Regions from separate parts of the Homo sapiens genome. Here region 2 is linked to region 1. The links are chromatin loops, found by intact Hi-C in ENCODE. Cell type or tissue: heart left ventricle. All regions are shown on one strand. Links, peaks and the distances in the headings refer to the core of each region. The heading gives the core; the rest is flanking DNA.

Region 1 (11,440 bases), core at 7,088-11,087:
TTGAGTTGTGTTTCTTCCAAAATAGAGCCATGAAAAAAAAATAATGAAGGATTTTGGATATTGCTCTACCAGTGACTTAGTTGAACACTTGTTCCTATTAATAATTAAGGAATTTTTCAATAATCGTATTGAAATTGATTCCTGCTAACTTTTCAAAATATTATTCTACATTAAAATGGATGTACATTTTTGAATGTGATTATTTTTAAAGAAGAAATTTTCTGTTATGGAGACATATTAAAGAGTATGTGTATGTGGCAGCTGTGATTATTCCCAGGCCCTGTTGTTAGCACTGGGATACATCAGTGAATGAGACAAAGTGCCTGCCCTTCTGGAGCTTGTGTCTTATGCTGAACACAGACAAAGGTGAACTGAAAAAACATCAACGCAGGAGACAGAGGCCACAGTACATGAGGTTCTTCTGAAATGAGTGTCTCAGAAGTTATCATCTCAGATTCCTATGGGCTTTAGAGGCCTGTTCAACTCCCCCATTTATAAGGAAGGAAAGTGAGGCAGCCAGGTCTGTACAAGGCCCACAATTAGGTTAGCCAGCTCCCTGAGTTATGTCTGTGACTTCCTTCAATACACAGTTAACTAACAATGGCAAGCCCAAGTTCACAGTTATTAATTGAATTCAGTGAGTATGCGTTGAGGGTTTTATGTACGTAATAGGACTTTGCTATATTTATTGGGAATCAACTCCAGCACATACGTAGTTAATTGAATTTCTGTGACACTAGAACAGGAATTTATATCTCTTGGAAGCAGATTTGTGTACAAAACGCATTTTTTAAAAAGAGTAAAATTGGTACCAGGGATTTTTTAAAAATGATATTTAAATGACCCTAAAGCTTCTGACAAGGTTCTAAGATACGGAAAGTAAAAGATTAATTTGATGAGAGATGAAGTTTTCTTCCAACTGTGGTAAAATAGCACATAAGATAAATTTACCGTCTTACTCATTTTTAAGTGTATAGTTCAGAAGTGTTAAGTACATTCACATGGTACATCCAATCTCAAGAACTCTTCATTTTACGAAACTATTTTTTTTGTTTTCATGGAGACGGAGTCTTACTGTGTTGCCCAGGCTGGTCTCCAATTCCTGAGCTCAAGCAATCCTCCCACCTTGCCCTCCCAAGGTGCTGGGATTACAGGCATGAGCCACTATGCCAGGCTGCCAAAACTAATTTTTAAAAAATTCTTTGAAAAATCCCAGAGGTAGGATGTTTTGATAATGGTTACAGAAATAAAATCAACTTGACAGTCGTACTGAGTAAGATGGGCCGTTGGGAAGAGGCCTAAGGCATTCATACTTTCTCTTAAGACTTGACTTACTAAATGGAGGGTTTGATTTAATAGACATTTACAACTAGGTTTCTCACTAGGATTTGAAGGGTTTTTCAGTTATTTTCTGCCTAAAAAAAACTCAGACAAAATTAACTATGATGATTGAACAGCTAACTGAAATTATGTAGTATAGGAATTTGCATTATTTTGAAAATAATTTTTTATTGATGATGACATTATACCTAGAAATTGAGTGAGAGGACATGTATCATCATATACATCATATAATCTTTATTGCACACATAGAAGTAGAGATTTAGGGAATTCTTCCTTGGTTGGTAAAAGGAAGTAGAGCACCCTACTCCTCTTTTTTTTAAAAAAACTCAGTTCCGTGTAATAGCTTCCCAAGTGTCGTGACTAATTTCCTTTGTTCAAAAGTAAGTCATCACCAAATGAAATATCAGAGCCCCTGTCTATTCAAGTAATTAAACAACGTCCAGCAGTCCTTTGCAGCAGATATTTTGAAAAGTTTTTTCAGTAAATTAAGTTTTTATTAAGTGTTAGATCCTGTCAAACGAACAAATATAAATGTAAAAGATAAAATATTTTTTATGACATGTCTCCTTGGGGAAATGTGGTCAATAATATGACAGTGTAGGTGGAAGAACATAAAGGAACTTACAGATATACAGGCTTTATTTATCTTTTCGCTTTATAGGTCTGTTGTGTAAAGCTTTTATTAGGTTCCTATAGTATAGGAGCAGATCTGTACCGATGCAGCATTGTATAATAGGTGTTAGTTAAATACCTTATATATAATGTTTAGGAAGAATTGCTACACTAGAAATTGTAGTTATCTTTTAAATGTAGTAGAACAGTGGATGTTAATGAGGGATAAACAACATAACCTGTGGAACTTAAAAGATGTACAGATGTCCAGGATCTATCCCCAGAAACTAACTAGTTCACTCTAGGGTAGGACCTAGACATGTGACTTTTTAAAAAATAGAGCTCCGTGAAGGAATATAATGAAAATTCCCAACCAATAACTCTTGGAGAAAGAAATACCAGGTTTATTATGAGCCTTAAATAATACCAAAGAATTAATTTTCAGTTTTTAAATTTAGAAAATTTCTGATTTCTGTCTTCCTTTTTTAATATTGTTTTGGGGTTCTATCTATCGAGGTAGACAGATCATTGATCATTGATCTGAAGTTTAAAGAGCTGCATCCTACATTTAACTTAGGCAAATTCAACTTTCAGCACTTGGCAAATGAATTGAAGAACAACTATGTGGGTCCCAAACTGAAGTCAATTATCTCATTTTTTGTCAATGAAAGATATGATGGGCTGGGCGCGGTGGCTCACGCCTATAATCCCAGCACTTTGGGAGGCTGAGGTGGGTGGATCACGAGGTCAGGAGTTTGAGACCAGCCTGATCAACATGGTGAAACCCCATCTCTACTAAAAATACAAAACTTAGCCGGATGTGGTGGTGCGCACTTGTAATCCCAGCTACTCAGGAGGCTGAGGCAGGAGAAATACTTGAACCCTGGAAGCAGAGGTTGCAGTGAGCCGAGATCATGTCACTGCACTCCAGCCTGGGCGACAGGGCAAGACTCCGTCTCACAAAAAAAAAAAAAGAAGAAAAAGAAAAAAAGATATGGTAACAGTTCCAAAGCTGGAGAAACAAACTGTATTGGATTTATTTAAAAATGTACAATAGACCCAAAGCTATGTATGGAATTGAAAGACAATTTAAGGAATTTTCAGGAGTAATATTGATACTATATAATGTAACATACTCAGTAAAAGGCAAGGTCATATTGTTAAAAATAAAAAATGCTATCAGATTTAATCATGTATCATTTTGTGCTTTGGTTGTTTTGACATCAAATTATTATTTTTTCCTTTCTAGAGATAAAGAAGCCACCAGTGGCCCCCAAGCCCAAGTTTGTTGTGGCAAATAATAAGCCAGCCCCACCTCCTATTGCACCTAAACCCGACATTGTGATTTCTAGTGTTCCACAGTCGACAAAGAAAATGAAACCAGCAATAGCCCCAAAACCAAAAGTCCTGAAGACCTCACCTGTTCGAGAGATTGGGCAGTCGCCATCAAGGAAAATCATGTTGAACCTGGAAGGGCATAAACAGGAATTAGCTGAAAGCACTGACAACTTTAATTGTAAATATGAAGGCAATCAGAGCAATGATTATATTTCACCAATGTGTTCCTGCAGTTCTGAGTGTATCCATAAGCTGGGCCATAGAGAGAATTTGTGTGTAAAGCAGCTTGTTTTAGAGCCCCTGGAAATGAATGAAAATTTAGAAAACAGTAAAATTGATGAGACTTTGACTATAAAAACTAGGAGTAAATGTGATTTGTATGGTGAAAAAGCCAAGAACCAGGGTGGGGTTGTTTTAAAGGCAAGCGTTTTAGAAGAGGAGCTCAAAGATGCCTTAATACACCAAATGCCACCTTTTATTTCTGCACAGAAGCACAGGCCCACAGACAGCCCAGAAATGAATGGTGGCTGTAATTCAAATGGACAATTCAGAATTGAATTTGCGGATTTGTCACCTTCCCCATCCAGCTTTGAAAAAGTTCCTGATCATCACAGTTGCCACTTACAGCTTCCTAGTGATGAATGTGAACATTTTGAAACTTGCCAGGATGACAGTGAAAAAAGCAATAATTGCTTTCAGTCATCTGAACTAGAGGCTCTGGAAAATGGGAAAAGGAGTACTTTAATATCTTCAGATGGAGTTAGTAAGAAATCAGAAGTCAAAGACCTTGGTCCCTTAGAAATTCATTTAGTACCATATACCCCAAAATTTCCAACTCCCAAGCCCAGAAAGACACGAACTGCTCGTCTGTTACGCCAAAAGTGTGTAGATACTCCTAGTGAAAGCACTGAAGAACCGGGGAATTCAGACAGTAGCTCTTCCTGTCTTACTGAAAATAGTTTGAAAATCAATAAAATCAGTGTTCTGCATCAGAATGTTTTGTGTAAGCAGGAACAGGTGGATAAAATGAAGCTAGGAAATAAAAGTGAATTGAATATGGAATCCAACAGTGATGCACAGGACTTAGTCAATTCACAGAAAGCCATGTGTAATGAAACAACTTCCTTTGAAAAAATGGCACCTTCTTTTGATAAAGACTCTAATTTGAGTTCTGACAGCACAACTGTAGATGGTTCTAGTATGTCGCTTGCTGTGGACGAAGGGACCGGTTTTATAAGATGTACTGTATCTATGAGCCTGCCTAAGCAGCTCAAATTAACTTGCAATGAACATTTGCAATCTGGGAGAAACCTGGGAGTTTCTGCCCCTCAAATGCAAAAGGAATCTGTTATAAAAGAGGAAAATTCTCTACGAATTGTCCCCAAAAAACCTCAAAGACATAGCTTGCCTGCTACAGGAGTGCTTAAAAAGGCTGCCTCCGAGGAGCTTTTGGAAAAAAGTTCTTATCCTTCAAGTGAAGAAAAAAGTTCAGAGAAGAGTCTAGAAAGAAATCACCTTCAGCATTTGTGTGCCCAAAACCGTGGTGTGTCATCCTCCTTTGATATGCCTAAACGGGCTTCAGAAAAGCCAGTGTGGAAGTTACCTCATCCTATTTTACCCTTTTCAGGGAACCCAGAATTCTTAAAGTCTGTCACCGTATCGTCAAACAGTGAGCCTTCAACAGCCCTAACCAAGCCCAGAGCAAAATCGTTATCTGCTATGGATGTGGAAAAGTGCACTAAGCCTTGCAAAGACTCTACAAAGAAAAACTCTTTTAAAAAGTTGCTCAGCATGAAACTGTCCATCTGTTTCATGAAGAGTGACTTTCAAAAATTTTGGTCCAAGAGTAGCCAACTCGGAGACACCACCACAGGCCACCTCTCCAGTGGGGAGCAGAAGGGGATTGAAAGTGATTGGCAAGGCTTGTTGGTAGGAGAGGAGAAGAGAAGTAAACCCATCAAGGCATATTCCACAGAAAACTATAGCCTGGAATCTCAAAAGAAGAGGAAGAAGTCTCGGGGCCAGACCAGTGCAGCTAATGGTCTGAGAGCTGAGTCTTTGGATGACCAAATGCTCTCCCGGGAGTCATCATCTCAGGCACCTTACAAGTCTGTTACAAGCCTCTGTGCACCGGAGTATGAAAATATACGCCATTATGAGGAAATACCAGAGTACGAGAACTTGCCATTTATTATGGCTATACGGAAAACTCAAGAGTTGGAATGGCAGAATTCCAGCAGCATGGAGGACGCTGATGCAAATGTGTATGAGGTAGAAGAGCCGTATGAAGCTCCAGATGGCCAGCTGCAGCTTGGACCCAGACATCAGCATTCCAGGTAACAGGTGCCAGACAGACACTTTTGCATGCATCATTGCAATTAACCTTCAACAGCCTGGTGAGTTAGGAATGCAGGGGGAAAAAAAACACGTGGTTGAAGGAATAGTTTAGAAAATGTGTAATTATTCTCAAGTGCAGCCTCCTTTTAGCATACAGTTGGAATGGGTATTTGCAATACAAGCTTGAAGTAGTTAATTTATTTTAGTAACCGATTCAAAGAATTTGAACCAGTGGCAATGTAGGTGCTGCTGCAAGGAAGGCGTGGAACAGAGAGGTCCTGGGCCTCCAGACACCAGCTCAGAAGTCATATCAGGAAACCTGGGGCAGGAAATTGGCCAATTCAATGACATTTATTTGCTAGGTATAAGAAGTCTGAAGTTACTGAAATATGTAGGCATTTACGTGTGGTGCGCTTATCAGGTGGAACCTCCACATTTTTAGAAGTTCACCACTCTTTGAAGATTGGTCATTTTACCTGTTGATGGCTAATTGCTGACCTCAAGTGGATATAGGAAAAATGCAGGAAACACGTAACTACTCTTTATTTCTCACTTTTAAAATAATTTAATTAAAAAAAAATTTTTTTTTTGAGATGAGGTCTTACTCTGTCACCCAGGCTGGAGTGCAGTGGTATGATCATGGCTTACTGCAGCCTCGACTCCCCAGGCTCAAGGAGTCCTCCCATCTCAGCCTCCTTGAGTAGCTGGGACTATAGGTGCATGCCACCATGCCTAGATAATTTTTGTATTTTTTGTAGAGACAGGGTTTTGCCATCATGCCCAGGCTGGTCTTGAACTCCTGGGCTCAAGCACTGCTCCTGCCTTTGCCTCCCAAAGGGTTGGGATTACAGGCATGAGTCACTACACTGGGCCTATTTCTCACTTTTGTGTGTGCACTTCCTACCTGTGGAATACCTACTCCATCTCTCTTATTAAAATCGTGCCCATCCTCAATAATCCACCCCCTCAGTCTTTGGCTTCATTAAGCTTCTACAATTACCTAGTCAGAAGTGTTTACTTCCTATTCTGACCACCCAGTTATGCTGTGATATCCTTTCATCTCAGGCTGTCTTAATGTATAACTATTTATTGGCATGTCTGATGTTCTGTATTTGGTTTTAAGCTCCATGAAGAGTTCTAGTCATCTCTTTGCCCTGGATAAAGCCAAGCAAGAGGCCTAGTAGAATCAGTAGATGTTGATTGGGTCTAAGAGAGAATGAATGAAAATAGGCCAAGAGAGCAACCACTGCAGCGGCTTCCTTCTCTCCATAGTCGCATAGGTAGCTTTTCCATTGTATTTCTAATGTTTGTTTGTGTTTAACAAAAAAGCACATGGACCCTTTTGGAAATCTTTAGATTGTTCTTAGTCCACTAACTTCAGGTCTTTGAAATTCAAGTCTTGAAATGTGACTTTTCTAGAAAATACTTGGCACATAGTGGGGTGTATTAGTCCGTTCTCACGCTACTAATAAAAACATACTCAAGACTGGGTAATTTATAAAGGAAAGATGTTTAATTGACTCACAGTTCAGCATGGCTGGGGAGGCCTCAGGAAACTTACAATCATGGCGGAAGAGGAAGCAAACACATCCTTCTTTACATGGGGGCAGCAAGGAGAAGTGCAGACCGAAAGATTGAAAAGCCCATTATAGAACCATCAGATCTTGTGAGAACCCACTCACTATCTCTAGAACAGCAGCTTGGGGGAAAACCGCCCCCGTGATTAAATTACCTCCCACCGGGTCCCTCCCACGACATGTAGGGATTATGGGGACTACAATTCAAGGTGAAATTTGGGTGGGGGCACAGCCAAAGCATATCTTGGGGGCTCCAAAAAAAAAAAAAAGCATTGTTGGGTGAATTGAATAAATAAAATTGTCGAGCAAGTCAGCGTACCAAGTAAAGTAAATTATTTTAAGTTCCTTTAACTGTCAGGTATTCTCATAGCATTTCTCTTTACTCGTAGTCAGTCTTTCCTGCCCTTCCTCCTTTTGCCTAAAAATGGCTACTTTCCTCCCTTGTCTAATTTTTCTCACAGCCAGCTGCATTCTGTTTTCATATTTCTGCTTCCTGAATATTAGTACCTAGGCAAAAAGCTCCTTCCTTGGCATAAGTACTTCTTTTTCTTTTTTTTTTTTTTTTTCTTTGGAGACAGGGTCCCCTCTCTGTCTCCCAGGGTGGAGTACAGTTGTATAGTCAAGGCTTACCGCAGCCTGTAACTCCTGGGCTCAAGTGATCCCCACCCACCTTCAGCCTCCCAAGTAGCTGGGACCACAGGGGCATACCACCACACCCAGCTGATTTTTATTTTTTATTTTTTGTAGAGATAGGGTCTCCCTGTATTGCCTAGGCTGGTCTCAAATTCCTGTGCTCAAGTGATCCTCCCATCTCAGCCTCCCAAAGTGCTGGGATTACAGGCATGAGCCACCACTACCGGTTCTTGGCATAAATATTTCAAATTGTCTGTTTTCAGGATTGCTCTTCTCTGCAGAACCATTTTATTGGTACTATCCTTTTTTTTTTTAAACATGCTTTTGCATATTTTTTTGTGTGTAATAAGTTTGGTTGGCTTCTTCACAATGTACTACTATCCTTGCCTAAGATAAATTTTTTTTTTAATCACTTTATTTGTGAATGAGTACAATTTTTTCTTGAAATTGGAGGTTTGGCCATTGGGGTGTGTTTTCTGTTGGCCATCAGGCTTAAACCCTAAGGGCTTACCATTATCTCTGCCAATCCTGGAGCTTGTTTTTTATCTGTTATGCTGCTTAGTTTGTTAGGGCCTGCTACTCGACTGGGTGGAAGCTGGTGAGAAGGGGTTAATGGACGCAGCCAGCCAGTGGCATAAGGAGAGTTCTTTCTGGAGGCCACAGGAAACCAGGGCGGCTTTGGACAGGTTATAGGCTGTCAAGTAGGGCAGCCTGGTAAAAGCTGGGTGAGCTTTGCTTTTGAATTTCGCTTTCCAAGGAGACTTTTGTTTAGGCCTGCAGCAGGGAGCCTGCAACAGGCTTGAGACTACTAAAATGTGCCAGAGGAATCAAAAGCCCTGAGTCATAGGGTCAGAATCACAGTATTGCCTGGGAGGTTGTTCCTCTTGTAAACAACATTGAATAGAGGAGAAAAGAAATTCAAGTCTTCCTGAGGAGGACACCTTGACACCCTGAGATCAAATAAATGAACAGTGAGGCATACATTTCAGGTGAGCTCAAAGGGTCCTGTTTGGTAATCTCGCTGTTGAAAATACAGACCTGTGCCTTAGAATACTTAATTCAAAATCCAGTACACTGACTGGGGTTCTAAAATGATAAGAAAAAGTGAAAATGAACTCTGTTTAAGATTTTTCTGCTGGGGTCATCACAAGGGTGTCTTAGTTTCTCAACCTTCAGGGAAGAAAGTCTGGGTCAGGGCTCTAATTCACTGAATCATGTATTTTACAGAGTCTACACATGTGACCAACCAAATTCTGGTTAGTAAACAGACTTTTGACAAGCTTGGGTGTAGCCCATATGGTCTTATTCTTTAGAATATAGATGTTTCATAAATCCATTGCTTACCATTTACTTTTTTTTTTTTTGAGACAGAGTCATGCTGTGTTGCCCAGGCTGGAGTACAGTGGCACCATCACTGCTCACTGTAGCCTTGACCTCCTGGGGTTAAGTGATCCTCCCATCTCAGCCTCCCAGGTAGCTGGTACCACAGGCATGTGCCACCACACCCATCTAATTTTTGTATTTTTTGTAGAGATGGGGTTTCACCTTGTTGCCCAGGCTAGTCTCGAACTCCTGGTCTCAAGACATCCTCCTGCCTTAGCCTCCCAAAGTGCTGGAATTATAGGCGTCAGCCACCATGCCTAGCCTACATTTACAAATTTATAACAACATGTTTACAATTTATCAGAAAGTAGTTGTAGGCAGTCCCCAATTCCTAAAAGGATTGTGTTCTAAAAGTTCATGGTAATTTGGAACTCAGAGTGTATTTCCCAAAGAAACAGCTTTGAAATGGTGGTGAAGTCCTCAGTTTAGTCCGCAGGTTATATTAACCATTACTGCCCTGTCTTCCCCTCCACTCCTCTCCCTACCCCAGCCCAAGGGAGGTGAATTATCTCTGACTGTGTATGTGTGTGTGTGTGTGCGCGTGCATGCACGTGTGTCCCTGTGATGCAAGCTGGGGCTGAGGCGGTAGCCAGGGTGGGGTTAAGCACCTGGGATCTCAGAGGAGCAAATCTACAAGGCCTGGGGCCCCAGGGTTTGTGGGAAGGATGAGATGACTAAGGAAGAATGAGGAAACTGGGGGCTGGGTGAGCTGTGTGGAAGACTGAAAGTCGTCAGGAGTGATAAGGGGGAAGGGTAGGGTAGTGGCTGGGAATTAGTAGGCAGTGAGTTTCTCTACCTCCTTTTCTTCTTATTCCAATCCCTTCTCTCTTTCCCTCCCCGTTCTCCTTTGCTAACTGCATCATTCGGCTAATTGAGTTTCTGATGCCTGGCAGAGTGAGTAGAAGAAACCAGAGGAGGAGACTGGATGAGGGTGTAAGGAGTGGCACTGAGAAACCCCAGAGGAGAAAGGACGAACAGCCAAACCTGAAGATGAAGGAGACTGGAAGGGAAGTTCCCATGGCTGGAGAAACCATAGCTTTAGGTGTTCCAGATAGGTCATCATTTAGTCACCGCTCCGGGTTCTCAGAGGCAGTTTTGTTGGTAGTGCAACTGTGAGCCACTCTGGATTATTCTGACATTTTGGGAGTATAGTTATGAGACCTCTTCCTTGAAATGTTTCAGATATAATAAACATAAAATAGCCAGCAGGCAAAGGATCTTTCTATCTTATTGATATTCAGGTGATGGGTACCCATTTACTACTATTTTTATTTAAGAAGTTTGATGTTCAGAGAGAAGTTCCTAAAATTTGAGCCTTTGAGCCTTTGTCTGTAACCCTTATTCAAGGGCTATAGACAAATCAGCAAAATAATAGTGTCCAAATGTTGGAATTTCCTTTTTGAAATTGAGGCAGATTTCTTGATTCTATAAAGAAAACTGTCCCTGGAAACATTCCAAGTTTTTCCTGTGTTGTTTCAATTTGTTCTTATTATAAATATTTCAAAGAAAAAGTATGATAATTGGGTTTTCCTAGGCAACTTAGCAAACCCTCGATTTATTTATTTCACAGATACTGACCATATGTCAAGCATTGTACTTTCAAAGGTGAAAAGTGATGCCTACTCCCAAGGAACTTCTGCCCATTGAGGTGACAGAAATTTATAATACATGGTTTTACTAATTAGTTGTCTTTTTCTTAGTTGTACCCTGAATAGGGTATTAAAGAAAACATCACCTACATGGCAACACTTGAACCAAGTCTTTTTTAAATGGGCGTGATTAGATCTGGTGTTTAGGAGGTTGTTTTTTAATGTTGGTGAGAGCAGTTTTAGTGGTACTGTTGGAGAAGGAGCCAGATTGCAAACTGGGACTGAGAAGAGAGGAAGTGGAATCAGAAATGTGGATTGTTGTCCCTTGAAACTTTGCCCAGAAGTGCCTGTCATTTGACAGGTTTGGATTTATCTTTTGGTCTTCAAGCACCAGAATTCAACATAAATTGAACTTCAAAATTATTTCTTTTAAATGAATCAGTATACCCTCATCTCTGATGAAAGAAAGTACTAAGTTTTTGTTTCTCCCCATTTTAAATTTGAGACTGGTCTTGAAGAGCTGCTGAATGACACTGCAAGTCCTATTATGGGATTTTCATTGTAAATCAGGAAACCTAGTCTAGAAGACCTCTCTCTTTGGTTACATTTACCACCTCATGGTATTGT
Region 2 (17,392 bases), core at 8,364-12,363, 71 kb after region 1:
TCCCCGTATCTACTAAAAATACAAAAATTAGCCAGGCGTGGTGGCAAGCGCCTGTAATCCCAGCTACTTGGGAGGCTGAGGCAGGAGAAATCACTTGAACTCGGGAGGTGGAGGTTGCAGTGAGCTGAGATTGCACCACTGCACTCCAGCCTGGGCAACAAGAGCAAAACTCTTTCTCAAAAAAAAAAGTAAGCTGGGCGCCGTGGCTCATGCCTATAATCCCAGCACTTTGGGAGGCCGAGGCAGGTGAATCACCTGAGGTTGGGAGTTCGAGCCCAGCCTGACCAACATGGAGAAACCCTGTCTCTACTAAAAATACAAAATTAGCCAGGTGTGGTGGCACATGCCTGTAATCCCAGCTACTCAAGAGGCTGAGGCAGGAGAATTGCTTGAACCCGGGAAGCGGAGGTTGTGGTGAGCTGAGATCACGCCATTGCACTCCAGCCTGGGCAACCAGAGTGAAACTCTGTCTCAAAAAAAAAAAGTAACTCTGTGGGTTTCATGGATATATACTCTCAAAATTCTTATAGCCTTTATTAAGTGTACTTCTGCTATTTTAATTATTAAATTTCTATTTTATTCTGACATACTGCTTTTAATTTAAAAGAAAACATTGTGGGCCATCAGTCCATTCCGAGCTACCTGAAAACATCCAGTAGTACTGGGAAAAGCAGAGTTTTGCCTGGTGTGTGACAAGGGCCTCCATTTAGAGGCAGCCATCTCACTGGTCAGTTCAGTTTGTATTTGGCTGGTCTCTGTTAAATGCGTCTTAAATAAACAAGTTCCCTTTTTGGCAATGGTGGCAGACATATGGAATGCAGGGTCTGGCAAAAGCTGTGTCAAACCGGGTCCTTAAGTTACTTAGCAGCTAACATCACTGTCACTGTCATGGCAGAGGAAATACCTTCCAACTGGGAAACAAAAGTTATCCTGCTGCCAGGAGACAAATATAGCCATTACTTACTCCACCAGAAGAAAGGGTGGCGCTTATTGCTTTGCTGAGCAAGGAACTCTTGCATCCAGATTATATTAATCACTAAACTGGTCAAAACAAAAGCAAAAAAGATAACCATAGAGGATGTTTAACTATTCTGCTTTGAATACATTATTCATGATGTGTAAATGTATTCTATAGCCCTGCATGATAGCAGACAGCCTAATGATTTTCAAAAGTGTTAAGTGGCTCTATTTTCTCTTAGTAAATGTGAGTGCTGATTGAAGCAAGCTGTTGGGAGGTGAAATATGGCTGATATCCATTTGGTTTCTGGAGATGTTCTGAGTGGTTTTCTGGATTAGAGCTTATAATACTATGAGAATTAAATGCTCTTATTTTATATGATACTAATTAGGTATACAAGTTAGTCCTTTAGTTACTGGTGTGAGTAGTTGGCTCCTTTGGGCTAATGTGACTGTGGGATCAATAAACTTAGTCCCAGGTACTGAGTCCTAAGTGAAAGGTTTTTTAGCATTGATTAAGCATAAGAGGACTGGACTTCTTCAAAATAGCCATCCTTTAGAAAAAGAATCCTTTCATATACTTTAAGTTATCTATGAGGTTTTTGGTTGTCCAGAGTTAAAAAAAAAAAAAACAAAAAAAAACAAACCTCATGGTTAATATATGTATGTTAGGGGCAGGTGTTGAAAGGATCATTGGAAGGAACAGTATACTTTTTTGGTTGATTTCATTTGCCCGGTAAATCCCTGAAGGGAAAGCAGTTGGAAATAAAGGTAAGGGAAGATAAGGCCTATTAGTCATTTACCCAAACTTTGCTTTCAGATTTTAATTAAAACTGCTGTTTCTAAAAAGGAAAAAATCTTTGTTTTTGAATCCTCAGGACTGTGGAACAGATTTCACTCTGTTTTACTTATATCTTGAGGCCCACCCTTAGGGGACAATGAAATCTAGGCAAATACTTATCTCCTACCCCACCCTTTCCAAGTGCTCTGGAGTAATAGGGTGCGGTGATATTGACCTATATTAAAACATGGTACAGATAGTCTAGAGAACAGTAAATGAAAAATAATAGGTGAAGAGAAAGATTCTTATTTGTGAAAAGTGTAAACCCTGGTGAATTTATTGAGAGGTTGACAAGAGGGAGGGGAGAATTTCAGGTCCAGAGTTAAAATGTTTCATTCTGTGTGCCAACTGCATTGCAAAAAAAGTTTTATGTGCAATATCTAATTAAAGTCTCATAACTAGTATTATACTCATTTAGCAGATGAGGGAAATCAGGCTGGCCCAAGGAAACACAGTAAATAAGGAGCAAAGGCTTGGATCCAGGATTCTGATTATCAAGCATGTGCCTGCCAGGCACGGTGGCTCATGCCTATAATCACAGCACTTTGGGAGGCCCTAGTGGGAGGATTTCTTGAGCTCAGGAGTTCAAGACCAGCCTGGGCAACAAGGTGAAACCTTGTCTCTACAAAAAATAGAAAAATGGGCTGGGTGCAGTGGGTCACACTTGTAATCCCAGCACTTTGGGAGGCTGAGGCGGGCGAATCAGAAGGTCAGGAATTCGAGACCAGCCTGGCCAACATGGTGAAACGCCGTCTCTACTAAAAACATACAAAAAATCAGCTGGGTGTGGTGGTGGGCACCTGTAATCCCAGCTACTCGGGAGGCTGAGGCAGGAGAATAGCTTGAACCCGGGAGGCGGAGGTTGCAGTGAGCCAAGATCGCGCCACTGTACTCTAGCGTGGGTGACAGTGCGAGACTCCATCTCAAAAAAAAAAAAAAAAATACAAAAGTGAGCCTGGCATGGTGGCACGCGCCTGTAGTCCCAGCTACTCGGGAAGTTGCCATGAGCTGAGATTGGGCCACTGCGCTCCATCCTGGATGACAGAGGGAGACCCACAACACGTGCCTCTCTCCACATGCCTCACCTAGGATGCTCCAGTTGTTGGGAAATGATGACTGAAAGTGGACAGTGGGACTCTTAAATCCAGAATAAAATTAGCTAAGATCTCCTGGGAACTTTTAAAATAAATGGATTGTGTTTATATTGATGGTATTGGAATAATTCTAAAGACTATTTAGAATTGCATTACAATTTCCAGACACTCGCTTAGTATAATTGCTAAGTTTAGAGATCAAACTAAAAGGTTTAAGATAAATATCATATAGTATGTTTGAAAATCAAATAATCGTCTCACTATTTTTTATTTTTAATTTCCTATCTAGGTGAGTGGGGTAGGAGGAAGGGGGTACTTTAGATTTGTAATTCTGCATGAGAAATACAGCTGTGCAATCTGTATCATTTTAGGGAGGAGGGGGACTGAGGATAAAAGCTTGTTATCAAGTTACATGTGTGTGTATTGTTTTTCCTGCTCTGGACTGTAATAGGATTTCCGGGATGCAGTAGCTCATGCTTCCAGGCAACTTGGGAAACCAGTGATTGAGGACCGGATTCTAAATCAGATCCTATACTACTTGCCTCAGCTGTATGAGCTCAACCGGGATCTCTTGAAGGAACTGGAGGAAAGAATGTTGCACTGGTAAAAATGGACCGTTTTCAGATTTTCCTAGTGTTTCCAATTTTAGATGAAGCCATAAGGGCCCCACATGTGACAGAGATATATTTTCATTACATTGAGTTGTTTGAATATATTGTCTTTGCAGTTATCCATAGATTGATTTTGTTTTGTTTGTTTTTTGTTTTTGAGATAGATTCTCATTCTGTCGCCCAGGCTGGTGTGCAGTGGCACAATCTCGGCTCACTGCAACCTCTGCCTCCCGGGTTCCAGCGTTTCTTCTGCCTCAGCCTCCCGAGTAGCTGGGATTATAGGCGTGTGCCACCACGCCTTTCTAATTTTTTGTATTTTTAGTAGAGATGAGGTTTCACCGTGTTGGCCAGGCTGGTCTCGAACTCCTGACCTCAGGTGATCTGCCTGCCTCTGCCTAAAGTGCTGGGATTACAGGTGTGAGCCACCATGCCTGACCAGATTGATTATTTTCAATGGCCCAAAATTCACAACCTTGGCACACCAAGCTCAATACTATTATTTTAAACAAATCTTTCGTAATCCTGCCTCAGAAGCAAGATGCAGCCGATTTAAATTTCTATAGGTGAACTTGGGCAATCAAGATTTTTGAGATTCAGTGTAGATAGATGCTATATGCTATATTCACATTAGAATAGTTTCTAAATGTTTTATTTACCTTCTGGAGCTGCAGGTCATGAAACTCCCTTTCCAGTTTTGAAAAAGAGGCCGTTCACTGAAATAATAGGATGGTTGTTTTGGAAAAGCAATTTTTTTTTTCTTTTGAGATGGAGTTTCACTCTTGTTGCCCAGGCTGGAGTGCAATGGCACGATCGCAGCTCACTGCAACCTCTGCCTCCCAGGTTCAAGTGATTCTTCTGTCTCAGCCTCCTGCGTAGCTGGGATTACAGGCGCATGCCACCATGCCTGGCTAATTTTTGTATTTTTAGTAGAGGCGGGGTTTCATCATATTGGTCAGGCTGGTCTCTAACTCCTGACCTCAGGTGATCCGCCTTGGCCTCCCAAAGAAAGGCAAATTTATATATGTATGACATGCTTGTAGAAGCTGTAGATTTAAGAATAGGAAAAGAATACCAAAAGGTTGGTATTGGAAGCTACTTCCACTAGGCTGAAGAAAATAAGTATGCAGAGGCTTGGTGACTTCTGTGGAAATAATGTAGAAAGATGGGTGTAGGAGGATTGAATTTACTGTTGAAAACCATGGGGAACACAACATGATTAGAATAAGAAAATAGTATCACCTACTTTCATGTTCAAAATTTCTCTAAGCTTTCTTTATATATAAACCAGAAAAATACCTCTGCTTGTTTTGGAAATATCTTGCCTCTATATGTTGGGTAAATATGGCAGATAAGCAATTAATACATAGCCGTAGCCTAAGTATAAAATAATACACAATTTAGGACTGAGAAATGACTAAAATGTAGTCTTTAAAGGTCGTGATAGGCCGAGCACGGTGGCTCATGCCTGTAATCCCAGCACTTTGGGAGGCTGCGGCGGGTGGGTCACTTGAGGTCAGGAGCTCGAGACCAGCCTAGCCAACATGGCAAAACCTCGTCTCTAGTAAACTTACAAAAATTAGCCAGACATGATGGCAGATGCCTGTAATCCCAACTACTCGGGAGGCTGAACTGGGAGGCGGAGGCTGCAGTGAGCCGAGATTGTGCCACTGCACTCCATTCTGGGTGACAGAGCGAGACTCCTTTAAAAAAAAAAAAAAAGTCATGATAGAAATAAAATATAACTGGCTGGGCGCTGTGGCTCACACCTTTAATCCCAGTATTTTGGGAGGCCGAGACAGGCAGATAAGCTGAGGTCAGGAGTTTGAGACCAGCCTGGCCAACATGGTGAAACCTTGTCTCTACTAAAAAACAAATCTTTTTTTTTTTCTTAAGTTAAAAAAAAAAAATTGGGGCTTATTTGCTTCCGATTTTTTTTTTTTGAGACAGATTTTCACCTCTTGCCCAGGCCAGAGTTCAGTGGTGTGACCATGGCTCACTGCAGCCTTGACTTCCCTAGGCTTAAGTGATCCTTCCACCTCACCCACCCAAGTAGCTGGGACTGCAGGTGTGCCCCACCACGCCTGGCTAATTTTTTTAATTTTTTGTAGAGACAGGTTGCCCTGTGTTTCCTTGGCTGGTCTTGTGCTCCTGGGCTCAAGTGATCCTCTCGCCTCAGCCTCCCAAAGTGCTAGGATTACAGGCATGAGCCACTGCACCTAGCCTAATTTTCTATTTATTAAAATATTTTTCTCTTAGGGTTCAAGTCAATACATATTCTTTGGTGTTAGTTGACTTTCTGAAATAACATTTTTCCATTGGCTTTTAACAACAATTGATGAAATATTTTATTTTCACATTCAAGAAGGTTTGCATATCTACTATGTGCTAGTCTGTGCTCTTAAGTATGCAGAGGATATCACAGTGCACAAAACAGACATCCTGCTTTCATGGAGCAGACATTTAGTAGGGGAAGGACCAGATAAATAGACAAGAAAACTACCAGAAGCAGTTTCTGAGTTGCAGAGACCTGAAATAGGACGCTGTGGTAGCAAATGAAGCTTGAGTGGTCAGGGAAAGCCCTCTGTGAAGGTGGCATATTTACAGTGATATCTGAAAGGAAAGGAGCAGCCAGCCAGGGTTCTATATTTCCAGGCATGTAGAACCATTAGTGGAAGTCTGCATAGTGGAAATGAATTCCATGTCTCCAAAGAAGATAAAGAAGGCCAGTGTGGTGGGAGAGAAATGGGGAAGAGGAAGAGAAGTGTGACAGGGGTCAGAAAGGGCAGGCCTTTGTATGCCAGGTAAGAAGTTTTTTTTTTTTTTTCTTTTTCTTTTGAGACATTGTCTCACTCTGTCGCCTAGGCTGGAGTGCAGTGGGCACAATCTCGGCTCGCTGCAACCTCTACCTACCGGGTTCAAGCGATTCTCCTGCCTCAGCCTCCCAAGTACCTAGGATTACAGGCGCCTGCCACCATGCCCAGCTAATATTTGTATTTTTAGTAGAGGCAGGGTTTTACCATGTTGGCCAGGCTGGTCTCAAACTCCTGATCAGAAGTAATCTGCCCGTCTCGGCCTCCCAAAATGCTGGGATTACAGGCGTGAGCCATCGTGCCCATCCAAGGAGTGAGTGAGTTATTTATTTATTTATTTATTTATTTATTTATTTATTTATTTTTGAGACAGAATCTTGCTCTGTTGCCCAGACTGGAGTGCAGTGGCACAATCTCGGCTCACTGCAACCTCCCCCTCCCGGGTTCAAACAATTCTCCTGTCTTGGGATTACAGGCATGCACCACCATGCCCGACTAATTTTGTATTTTTGGTAGAGACTGGGTTTCTCCATGTTGGTCAGGCTGGTCTTGAGCTCCTAACCTCTGGTGATCTGCCCACCTCGGCTCCCAAAGTGCTGGGATTACAGGTATGAGCCACTGCACCCAGCCATGGTAAACATTTTTTAAGAGTCTCTCCTTGTGTTGAAGAATGGTTTGGAGAGGGCAAGAATGGAAGCAGGGAGACCAGTTAGAGTCCAGGCAAGATGGGATGGTGGCAGTGGAAATGGTGAAAAGTAGGCATTTTGAGGTATGTCTTACAAGAAGAGAAAAAAAGATAAGTTGGCGGCTTAGATGTGGACTCTGCGTATCATTGCATATGTTCATCAATCTCTCTTTATATTTTTTTGTGTATCTCTTCTCTATCCATAGGACTGAACAACAAAGAATTGCTGATATCTTTGTAAAGAAGGGACCATATCTAAAAATGTATTCCACATACATCAAAGAATTTGATAAGAATATAGCCTTGCTGGATGAACAGTGCAAGAAAAATCCAGGTTTTGCTGCTGTTGTTAGAGAATTTGAGGTATTTGCTACTATCTAATGTTGAACACTTCTCTTTCTTTTTGTTGTTGAAGCTTTAATAACAAGTTGCAGTCATTGAAAACAAAGCTTGCAAACAAAGAAAAAGTTAAAAAGTAATCCCTTCAAAATCAAAGATGGAATTGAACAATTTAAATGGTGAGAACTCAAGAATGTACATGACTTAATTTTGAAAATCTGTTATTGCACATGGGAATATTTTGACTTGGAAAGAATTTTTTTTTTGAGACAGAGTCTTGCTCTGTTGCCCAGGCTGGAGTACATTCGCACGTAGATTGGCTCACTGCAACCTCCGCCTCCCAGGTTCAAGTGATTCTCCTGCCTCAGCTTCCCGAGTAGTTGGGATTACAAGCACGTGCCACCACACCTGGCTAATTTTTTGTATTTTTAGTGGAGATGGGGTTTCACCACATTGGCCAGGCTGGTCTCGAATTCCTGACCTCAGGTGATCCACCCTGCTCGGCCTCCCAAAGTGCTGGGATTACAGGCGTGAGCCACTGTGCCTAGCTGGAAAGAATATTTTGATGGGACTTTTTAAACTGTGGTAAAATACATACAACACAAACTTAGCATTTTAACAGTTTTCAAGTTTATAGTTCAGTAATGTTAAGTACGTTGACATTCTTGTGCAACCAGATCCCCAGAACTCTTTTCAACTTGCAAAACTGAAGCTCTATAGGCATTAAACATTAACTCTATTCTCTCTTCCCTCCCAGCCCTTGGCAACCACCATTCTGCTTTCTGACTCAATGAACTTGATTAAGGAACATGTCTTAACTTTTAATTTAACTTCTTCTTTTATCCTAACAATTAACTTACAATGATGGATGGGAAATAGAATTTATATTTCCCTTTAGATAAATAAATAACATGGTTTTGGTGCCAAAGTTAAGAAAAAGTAATAACCTGTTCAGAGCATGTGTCAGCCAAAGCTTTGACTTTTAACTCAGAGCTGTGAGGGTGGAACCCTGATTTAATTAGAGATAAAATCACAAGTCCCCTCCATCAGTTTGGAGTAAAATTTGCGTACTGTATTTTAGTACTTCTCTGTTTTGAAGCTTAAAAGATCGGTGAATTCCAGTCACACAAAACTAGAAGTGAAAAGGGTTTTTTTTGTTTGTTTGTTTTTGTTTTTGTTTTGTTTTTTGAGATGGAGTCTAGCTCTGTCGCCCAGGCTGGAGTGCAGTGGTGTGATCTCGGCTCACTGCAACCTCTGCCTCCGAGGTTCACGTGATTTTCCTGCCTCAGCCTCCCGAGTAGCTGGGATTTCAGGCATGTGCCACCATGCCCAGCTGATTTTTGTATTTTTAGTAGAGACAGGGTTTCACTGTGTTGGCCAGGCTGGTCTCGAACTCCTGATCTCATGATCCACCCACCTTGGCCTCTCAAAGTGCTGGGATTACAAGAGTGAGCCACCTCACCCAACCAAAATGAAAAGTTTTTAAAATAGTATGGTATTGCTGATTTCTGATTTGTGCAATAGACAAATAATTAAATTTTAAAGTCATCTGTAATTTTTTCTTCTTTTCCTCTCCTCTGTTGTCTTTGTGCTATCAAAAAACAAAGTGCAATGTAATTGTGGCAACTGATGATTGACCCAGGTTTTGGTAAGAGTCCAGTGAGTTGTGTTACCTTGTTAGCAAAAGAAAACGGGGAGCCATAAGGCCAGGAGAATTAGTAATCTGGGTTAATGATGCTTGGATGAAAGATACTTTCTTAACATGCATTATCATTATAATTTCATAATCACTCTGTGTACCAGATAGTGGTGGTACATATTTAGAAAATGATAAAAGTCTGAGCAAATCTAACAAAACTTATCAACCAACTTGCGCTATGTTAGAAGCGTGACTCTTTTTTGTAGTTCTTAGGATGCAGGGACATTTTCACTTGGCCTTTTTGATGCCACCTCACAGTAAACTCTTAGGTTGGAGAATGAGGGTGAGGCTCAGGAATGGGCCGAGATAGATGTCTGTTGTACATACTAAGGAAGAGAGGTTTCAAGGGATAACCAAATGTCTTTGTAGTCAAGCCAAAATGTGGTTCCATAATCAAATGTTCCTATAAATGCTGTGATTTGGGGGCTATCTTTTTATAAGGCCATTCATCTGCAAAAGACTTTTACATTCTTCAGACTTCTTAAAGAAGGGATACTTAGCAAGGCCGCTTTTCAGGTTATCTTTACTTTCTACAGTTCTCCCTGCCACCACCATTATTTTGACTATATTGACCACAAGGCTCTGATTATCATTTGAATCCAATTCCTGGCAGTTGTATTTCCACTGCCTTATTTTAGGGGCCATGCATTTCCTTCTTGGTCCATTGGGATTTGTTTGTATTTATCAATACAAGTGGGAGCTGCTGAGTAGGGTGGGCTCTAACTAGCCTAGGACACAGACTGTGGCTACCACGCTCTTTGAGAGGGTTGTTAACAAGTTTTTCCTAGGAGCAAATGGTTTCAGGGACTGCCTACAGGAAAGGGTGGAGGTTGGTGGTCAGTCTGGCTGGGGTTCACTCTCAGTGTATCTAACAGCTGTACCTTAAAATAAAAGGGAGCCTCTCTACGAATCTCCTTCCAGAGTTGCTTGATGTTTAAAGTTTGGCTTCCTGAGCACTTGAATCTGGGTCCCTTGCTTCTTAGAAAACACTGTGTTAATTTAGATGCCTTCTCCTTTCAGATGAGCCCTCGCTGTGCTAATCTGGCCCTCAAGCACTACCTGCTCAAGCCGGTTCAGAGGATCCCCCAGTACAGGCTGTTGCTGACAGGTGGGCTTCTCCAGCATTTTGCCAACCACCCAGTTGGTTTATCCATCAGCCAACTCTTCTTGCCTTTATGAAACTCGGGTGCCTCTCTTTGTATATCACCCCCGTCACCACGTTGCCTAATACGTGGATTTGTAGATTGCTTATATACTTTACATATACGTTGCCTGAACTGAACGGCTTTCGGTTCTTTGATCATCCATCCATGTGTGCATTTTCACCTCAGGGCATTCATACATGTAGCTGCTTTTTAATTCAGAACATCTTTGACCATCCCAAGCCCATACCCGTGCATCATTTCACCTGGCTAATATTATTAATTCCAAGAAGGTACGTTCCCCAACTACTCGAGAGTGGAGTTTAGAGGGTCACTCCCACATATTTATATAGCATTATCATAGCCCTAGTTACTTGCCTCAGAAGGTTGTTATAAGGTTTGATTAATGAGCTAAATGTGGACAGTGCTTAGAATAGTACCGTAGCTGGGTGCAGTGGACACGCCTGTAGTCCCAGCTACTGGAGAGGCTGAGGCGGGAGGATCTTTGAGCCCAGGAGTTTGAGACTATCCTGGGAAACATAGACCCCTGTCTAAAAAAAACAGGAATAATGCTTTAATTATAACAAGTTCTACATAAGTATTAGCTTTTACTATTATTAGTAATAGTAGTATTCTTATCCTGATAGTTATTTCCTTATGATAATAGTCTATCTTCTACTAGACTGTAAGCTTCAAGATTATAGAGCTATGTCTGTTTAGTAAGGAAAAAAGAAGGAAAGAAAAAAGCAAAAACACTGTGTTTGAGTGAAGGAACTTGCTGTAATCAGGCCTTTATATTCACTGGCTCTTTAAATCCTCACCATAGCCTTGCAAATATCAGTTTTATCTTCACAGATGAGATAACAGGCTTATTGAAATTAAGTGGTTTGGCATCACAAAAAGGCTAGTGTAGTCTCAGTACCAAACATAGTTACCCAACACCTACTACTAGGGTCTCTGGAATATTTGCTGAACTGTATTGGATGTACAGTGACTTAATATGCATATATAATACGCATTAAAATTGTATCAAAATGGACAAGAACGTCAAAATGTGGCCACAACCGTAAAGTCAATGTGTTCTATAAGTAAATTTGGAGGTACTGGGTTTCTGTTACTCTCCTTAAGAAATGGTGTCCATGCTTTTCTTCTTAACTTCACTCTCTTAAGCCAAGAGCTATATTGGAGATAATAGGTGAATCCTGAAAAACCAGGATTTCCTCATTTCTCTTTAGGGAAAAGGCTTCAGCACTTCAAAGCTTGCCTAGTGACAGACTGCTCACGAGGAAGACCTACCTTTTAGCCCCAGGACAGGCTGGAGTGCAGTGGCGCCATCTTGGCTCACTGCAGCCTCCATCTCCCAGGTTCAAGCGATTCTCCTGCCTCAGCCTCCTGTGTAGCTGGGATTACAGGTGTGCACCACCATGCCCGGCTAATTTTTGTATTTTTAGTAGAGGCGGGGTTTCACCATGTTGGCCAGGTTGGTCTCAAACTCCTGACCTCAAGTGATCTGCCGACCTTGGCCTCCCAAAGTGCTGAGATTATAGGCGTGAGCCACCACAACTGGCCCTTAATTTAAATTTCTAAGGATGAATCAGGCACTAGGTTTCTGTCTGGAATGACATAAAGCCAACTGAATAATTTAAGGATATCCTGTCCCTCTGTACTTTCTTACTTCTGCTTTTGGCAGAGATTTAGAATACACAGGACAAAGGGAAGTACTGATACACATGTTGTGTTTTTGCTAGATAAACTCAGTGCTTCTCATAAACCAGCTATTGAATGGCATAGGCTCTTTCCATAGCTGTCAAATGAAGTACTGTTTTTAGTGGCAAAAGACAGCTGTAGTTTCAAATGGGAGGGGAATGGAACAAGAATCTGAAAATTTAGTGCAAAGATTAATTTTTACATATTATTTATTTATTTATTTGTTTATTTATTTATTTATTTATTTGAGACGGAATCTTGCTCAGTTGCCAGGCTGGAGTGCAGTGGTGCAATCTCAGCTCACTGCAAACTCCGCCTCCTGGATTCAAGAGATTCTCCTGCCTCAGCCTCCCGAGTAGCTGGGACTACAGGCGTATGCCACCACGCCCAGCTAATTTTTTGTATTTTTAGTAGAGACGGGGTTTCAACATGTTGGCCAGGATGGTCTTGATCTCTTGACCTTGTGATCCGCCTGCCTTGGCCTCCCAAAGTGCTGGGATTACAAGCATGAGCCACGGTGCCCGGCCATATTATTTATTTTATTTTACACACTACGACTGTTCTAAGTAGTAAAAAGTCTACATATGTTAAATTTAGGTTTCATGCTTAGTTTGTTTTTTATTGAGAAAGTGTGAAATGACAAAAGCAGGTTTTAAAAAACTCTCTTTACTAAAATAGATTTTAACTAGGTGTAGTGGCTTATGCCTATAACCCAGCAACTCAGGAGGCTGAGCCGGGAGGATTGCTTGAGCCCGGGAATTTGAGGCTACAGTGAGCCATGGTCATGCTACTGCACTTCAGCCCGGGTGACAGTGAGAATTCCGTCTCTTAAACAAAAGAAGAAGAATTTTGTTTTATAATACCAACATCATGTGAGCTTGGAGTTATTTTTAGTTTGAGCTACCTCTTACTTAATCTTAGATTGGGAAATCTTTTCTGTTATTTATTTATTTATTTATGAGATGAAATCTTGCCTGTTACCCAGGCTGTAGTGCAGTGGCACAATCTCAGCTCACTGCAACCTCCGCCTACCAGGTTCAAGTTATCCTCCCTCCTCAGCCTCCCAAGTAGCTGGGATTACAGGCACCTGCCACCATACCTGGCTAATTTTTGTATTTTTAGTAGGGATATGGTTTTGCTGTGTTGGCCAGCCTGGTCTCAAACTTCTGACCTCAGATGATCTGCCCACCTCGGCTTTTCCATTCGTTAATTGTTGCACAATACCTTATATATAATAGGCCCTCGATACTGGTGGATTTGGGAAGGGGGAAAAGTGATGAATGGCTTATTCAAGGCCACGAAATCAGGACTAAAATTAAAGAACGTAGTAGACTTTGTATTCTTCATCCTATGCCTTTTCTTCCATTGCTTAAAATTCTTTCCTTCCCCTAAGCCTGACCTGAAGTCAGGTCAGAAGTCCATTCTCTTTGTAGCCATCTCTGATTGCTTCAGTTCTCCAACCTTGAGTTCAGGGAGTGTGTCTTATATCTATAATTTAGTGGCCTCCAAAATATCTGGGTCAGTTTTGGATATGTTGAAGCTGTTCAGGAAGTAATTTAGATTGGTTTTAAGCTAGGTTTAAAACATCTCACCAGGTGTGGTGTCTCACGCCTGTAATCCCAACACTTTGGGAGGCTGAGGCGGGCAGATCACCTGAGGTCAGGAGTTCGAGACCAGCCTGACCAACATGGAGAAACCCCATCTCTACTAAAAATACAAAAATCAGCCAGGCATGGTGGCACATGCCCATAATCCCAGCTACTCAGGAGGCTGAGGCAGAATTGTTTGAACCCGAGAGGCAGAGGTTGTGGTGAGCTGAGATCGCACCATTGCACTCTAGCCTAGCCAGGAAGAGCAACCTCCCTCTCAAAAAAAAAAAAAAAAAAAAACTCTTTAGCCAAAATGTTTTTTGTCCAAAGAATGACATTGAGACAACATTTATATTAGAGATGATATCTTCTCCTAAAAAGAAAGGCACAAGCACAAAGGTGAAATGTCCTCCCAAGGCTACACAGCTTTAATTGAAGCACCTATGTTCCTATAATCCTAAGGACATTCCTATAACCTTGCAGGTCAATACTAAAGATTTGCTTTTTTATTTTTATTTTTGTATTTAAGTGATCCATCCTGTTAACTGATGCTTTTTATTTTTATTTAAAATTCTGATTTTCCAGTACTCATTTTTGTGATGTTCTGATTACTCTTTACTTTGCAAGACATATCTACTGTTGCTGTGAAAGTACTGCTGTCTAGGCACTGAGATTTTTTTTTTTAAATTTTATGTAAAAACAGGGTTTCCCCATGTTGCCCAGGCTGGTCTCGAACTCCTGGGGTCAAGTGATCCTCCTGCCTTGGCCTCCCAAAGTGCTGGCATCACAGGCCTGAGCCACTGGGCCCAGTCTGAGATTTTTTAAAGTTGGATTTTAAGTCTTAAATTTGCATCTTTCAAACATGTTAATTACTTTGGATAATAAAGCTCAAATGATTTAATCCTCCAACAACTTTGTGAGGTTAAGTACTTTTATTTCCATTTTGGAGTTTGGATTGATTCCAAATGCACAAAATATACAAGAGCAGGCAGGAGTGGTACTTCATTCATTTGAGGCAACTCCTGGCAACTTTGCTGTTTTAAGTTTCAGGCTGAGAAGGGGAAGGAGTCCTGCCTGATTCAATGTAAGTAGGTTTGTGCCTCCCACTGAGATATGCATAGATGATAAGATAAGATGGTTTCTTCTGGAATCCTTTTAGAAAAGATCAGCGGAAATCCCCAGATAGAGCAGTCTGTCACTGCTGTTCAAATAACCATGGTATTGTCTTCCAGTGTTTTCTTTTCTGGACTTACTTTGGGTTTCTATAGGGTATTCTATTTGGGCAATCTCTTCCTGCATGGTAGTAAAACACTTACACCTACATTCTTGTTAGTATTTTTTTAAGATCAGTTCAAACCGGATCTAAAAGAATGCATATAGTTGTATAACAAAATCAGTGATTTATATAATTTAAGCCTAAATATTTATAAATTTTGGCTGGGCATGATGGCTCACGCCTGTAATCCCAACACTTTGGGAAGCTGAGGTGGGCAGATTGCTTGAGCTCAGAAGTTCGAGACCAGCCTGGCCGACATGGTGAAACCCTGTCTCTACAAAAAAAAACAAAAATTAGCTGGGCGTGGTAGCATGCGCCTATAATCCCAGCTACTCAGGAGGCTAAGGCAGGAGAATCACTTGAACCTGGGAGGTGGACGTTGCAGTGAGCTGAGATCGTACCACTGCACTCCAGCCTGGGTGACAGAGCAAGACTCTGTCTCAGAAAAAACAAACAAACAAAACTTGTAAATTTTACTCAAGGCCAGTTTATCAGGCTGGATCCTGTTTGAAGTTGGGAAGAATGGGAAGAAAACAGACTTATCTGTTTTCTTAACTTGTAGTTATCAGAGCAGCCTTAACTTTTACTTATCTTCTTCTTTCTCATCTCTTCCGGGTAGAGACCATCTTTATTATCCTATCCCAGTGTCAGGCATAGATCCTGGAACACATCAGAGACTCAGTCAACTGACAGGTGTAATTAGGGAAAGGGAGAGTTGCTCTTTTTTATAAGATTGAGAATCCCCATGCGGTAGCAGCAATGAATGTTGGATGGATGGATGGATGGATGGATGGATGGATGGATGGATGGATGGATGGATGCATGCATGCATGCATGGATGCATGGATGCATAGATGCATGGACGGATGGATTAATAAATGTTTAAAAGCATTCTTTCAGTCATCCAGTCACAAAATTATGGAAAGGACTGAAATCCTTCCCTTTTCTCTTTCCTCCCTGTAGGATCTGCCAGCAAATTTTCCTCCACCTCTAGTTTCTGCTCCTTCTATTTCTCTGTTAGGCTCCAGGCCAGGCCCTTCTAAACTCACGCCATTTTATAGCAATATCTTGCTGGTGGTCATGCTACCTCTTATCACCCCTCCATGTAGCCTAGCACAGTTACTGCCTAATTTCTCTTCCAAGGACACACTTTCATTCTGTTTATTAGAAAAGTTGAAAACCCACTTATTCATAGTATAAAGACCAGTTTATAACCCAGAATTACCTGAACCTTCTTTTCCTTTAGTCTAGCTATAGTAGGTTTCTTGCTGTCTCCTGAAAGCTGTCCTTCAAAACCAGATTCTCTCCTCCATTAATTACTCCACCAACAAATATTTATATAAGTTGGCCCTGAGCTGGACACCCATATACACTGGCAGACAACCCAGTGGTGGCCCCTGCCCTGATGGGGCTTACAGTCTTCCTCTTTGAGGTCATGCCCAATCACTTAGGCCCCCACTGAGCCTTCTCCTTCTCAATTCCTAAAAATTGTATTGATCTTGCCCTTTGTCTTGTGACTAAATCTTTTAGTTGTTTAATTATACCATGGATCTGTGCCTTATCTTCTCCACTAGATTGTAAACCCCTTGAAGTCAGAGGCAGGGCTGGGCATGGTGGCTCGTGCCTGTAATCCCAGCACTGAGTTGGGAGGATCGCTTGAGCCCAGGAGTTTGAAACCTGCCTAGTCAACATAGTGAGACCCTGTCTCTACAAAAGAAAAATTTAAAAATTAGCTGGGTGTGGTGGCACACACCGGTCATCCCAGCTACTGAGGAAGCTGAGGCAGGATGATCACTTGAGCCCAAGAGTTCAAGGCTGCAATCAGCCATGATCGTGCCTGTTGTACTTCACCCTGGGCGACACAGCAGGACCCCCATCTCAAAAAAATAAAGTCAGAGGCAGACTTCAGTGCAAGTAGCAGTCACAAAAGATACTCACTCAGTTTGAGAAAGTATATTCTGGTGATGTGTTATTTTTGTAAGGGCCACTTTTTGTCTTTGAAGGGATCTTTTGTGCATACAAAAATATTTAAGGATTATGAAAAAACTAAGTCTTTTTTCATCTTCTACCATCCAGAGATGGCTATCACATATCCTTTTAGTTTTTTTCCATCTACCTGTGCTATATGTTGTATAATTTGTTTTTCAGAAAAAAGCCTTTCATTTGTGGAAGGTTATTACATTAGTGTTGAAACAAGTTAAATCAGTAAGGATCCTGATAGAGAAAATATAAGATACAGGAATTTTAAAATTCCTCTGATAAGTCTTTTCCACTTATGTAGTTAGAAAAAAATAGTCCTTTGATTAAATGTGGATCAGGTGGTTTCTTTGATCTTGTTCAAAATATTTATGTTATATAAAAGGCTACTTTAACAACATATTATATTACTTTTTCTCGTTGTCTTTGCCTTTAGGATGATATTAACTGCCTCTAGGTTTTAGAAATCTAGGATTTCTCATGTTGGTAGAAAATGAGATATTTAAAACATCTGTTATAGTGTTCTGAAGCTATAAATTTGAGCTATGTACAGGCTAACAAGCGCATATAAAAAAGATCACAATTAAATTAATAGATGACTTTTTTTCTTTTGAGATGGAGTCTAACTCTGTTGCCCAGGCTGGAGTGCAGTGGCACGATCTTGG

The links. A loop is a pair of places that touch in the nucleus more often than their neighbours do. Peaks named below come from ENCODE experiments on the same cell type or tissue, not always from the same donor. Only the 100,000 strongest peaks of a DNase experiment are listed, where the experiment ranks them.
Region 2: a loop joins it to region 1, with 2.0 times the contacts of the local background. A loop is called at or near these places in 26 of 110 quality-filtered maps.

What each region holds. Positions count from the first base shown.
Region 1 is chr12:95,203,033-95,214,472 of GRCh38, reverse strand. FGD6 (FYVE, RhoGEF and PH domain containing 6) reads left to right here. Exons shown (of 21, transcript NM_018351.4): 2 at 3,206-5,630. Among named protein-coding and RNA genes, the nearest start is that of FGD6, 8.7 kb to the left of the region's middle. RefSeq lists an enhancer at 424-503 and a silencer at 5,526-5,820. In heart left ventricle, for the core only: no CTCF peak of the experiment used is centred there; no DNase peak of the experiment used is centred there; H3K27ac peaks cover 2,484 bases.
Region 2 is chr12:95,127,491-95,144,882 of GRCh38, reverse strand. It overlaps FGD6 (FYVE, RhoGEF and PH domain containing 6), which reads left to right. Exons shown (of 21, transcript NM_018351.4): 6 at 3,344-3,495; 7 at 7,205-7,361; 8 at 10,057-10,144. Among named protein-coding and RNA genes, the nearest start is that of NR2C1, 63 kb to the right of the region's middle. RefSeq lists a silencer at 11,783-11,983. In heart left ventricle, for the core only: no CTCF peak of the experiment used is centred there; no DNase peak of the experiment used is centred there.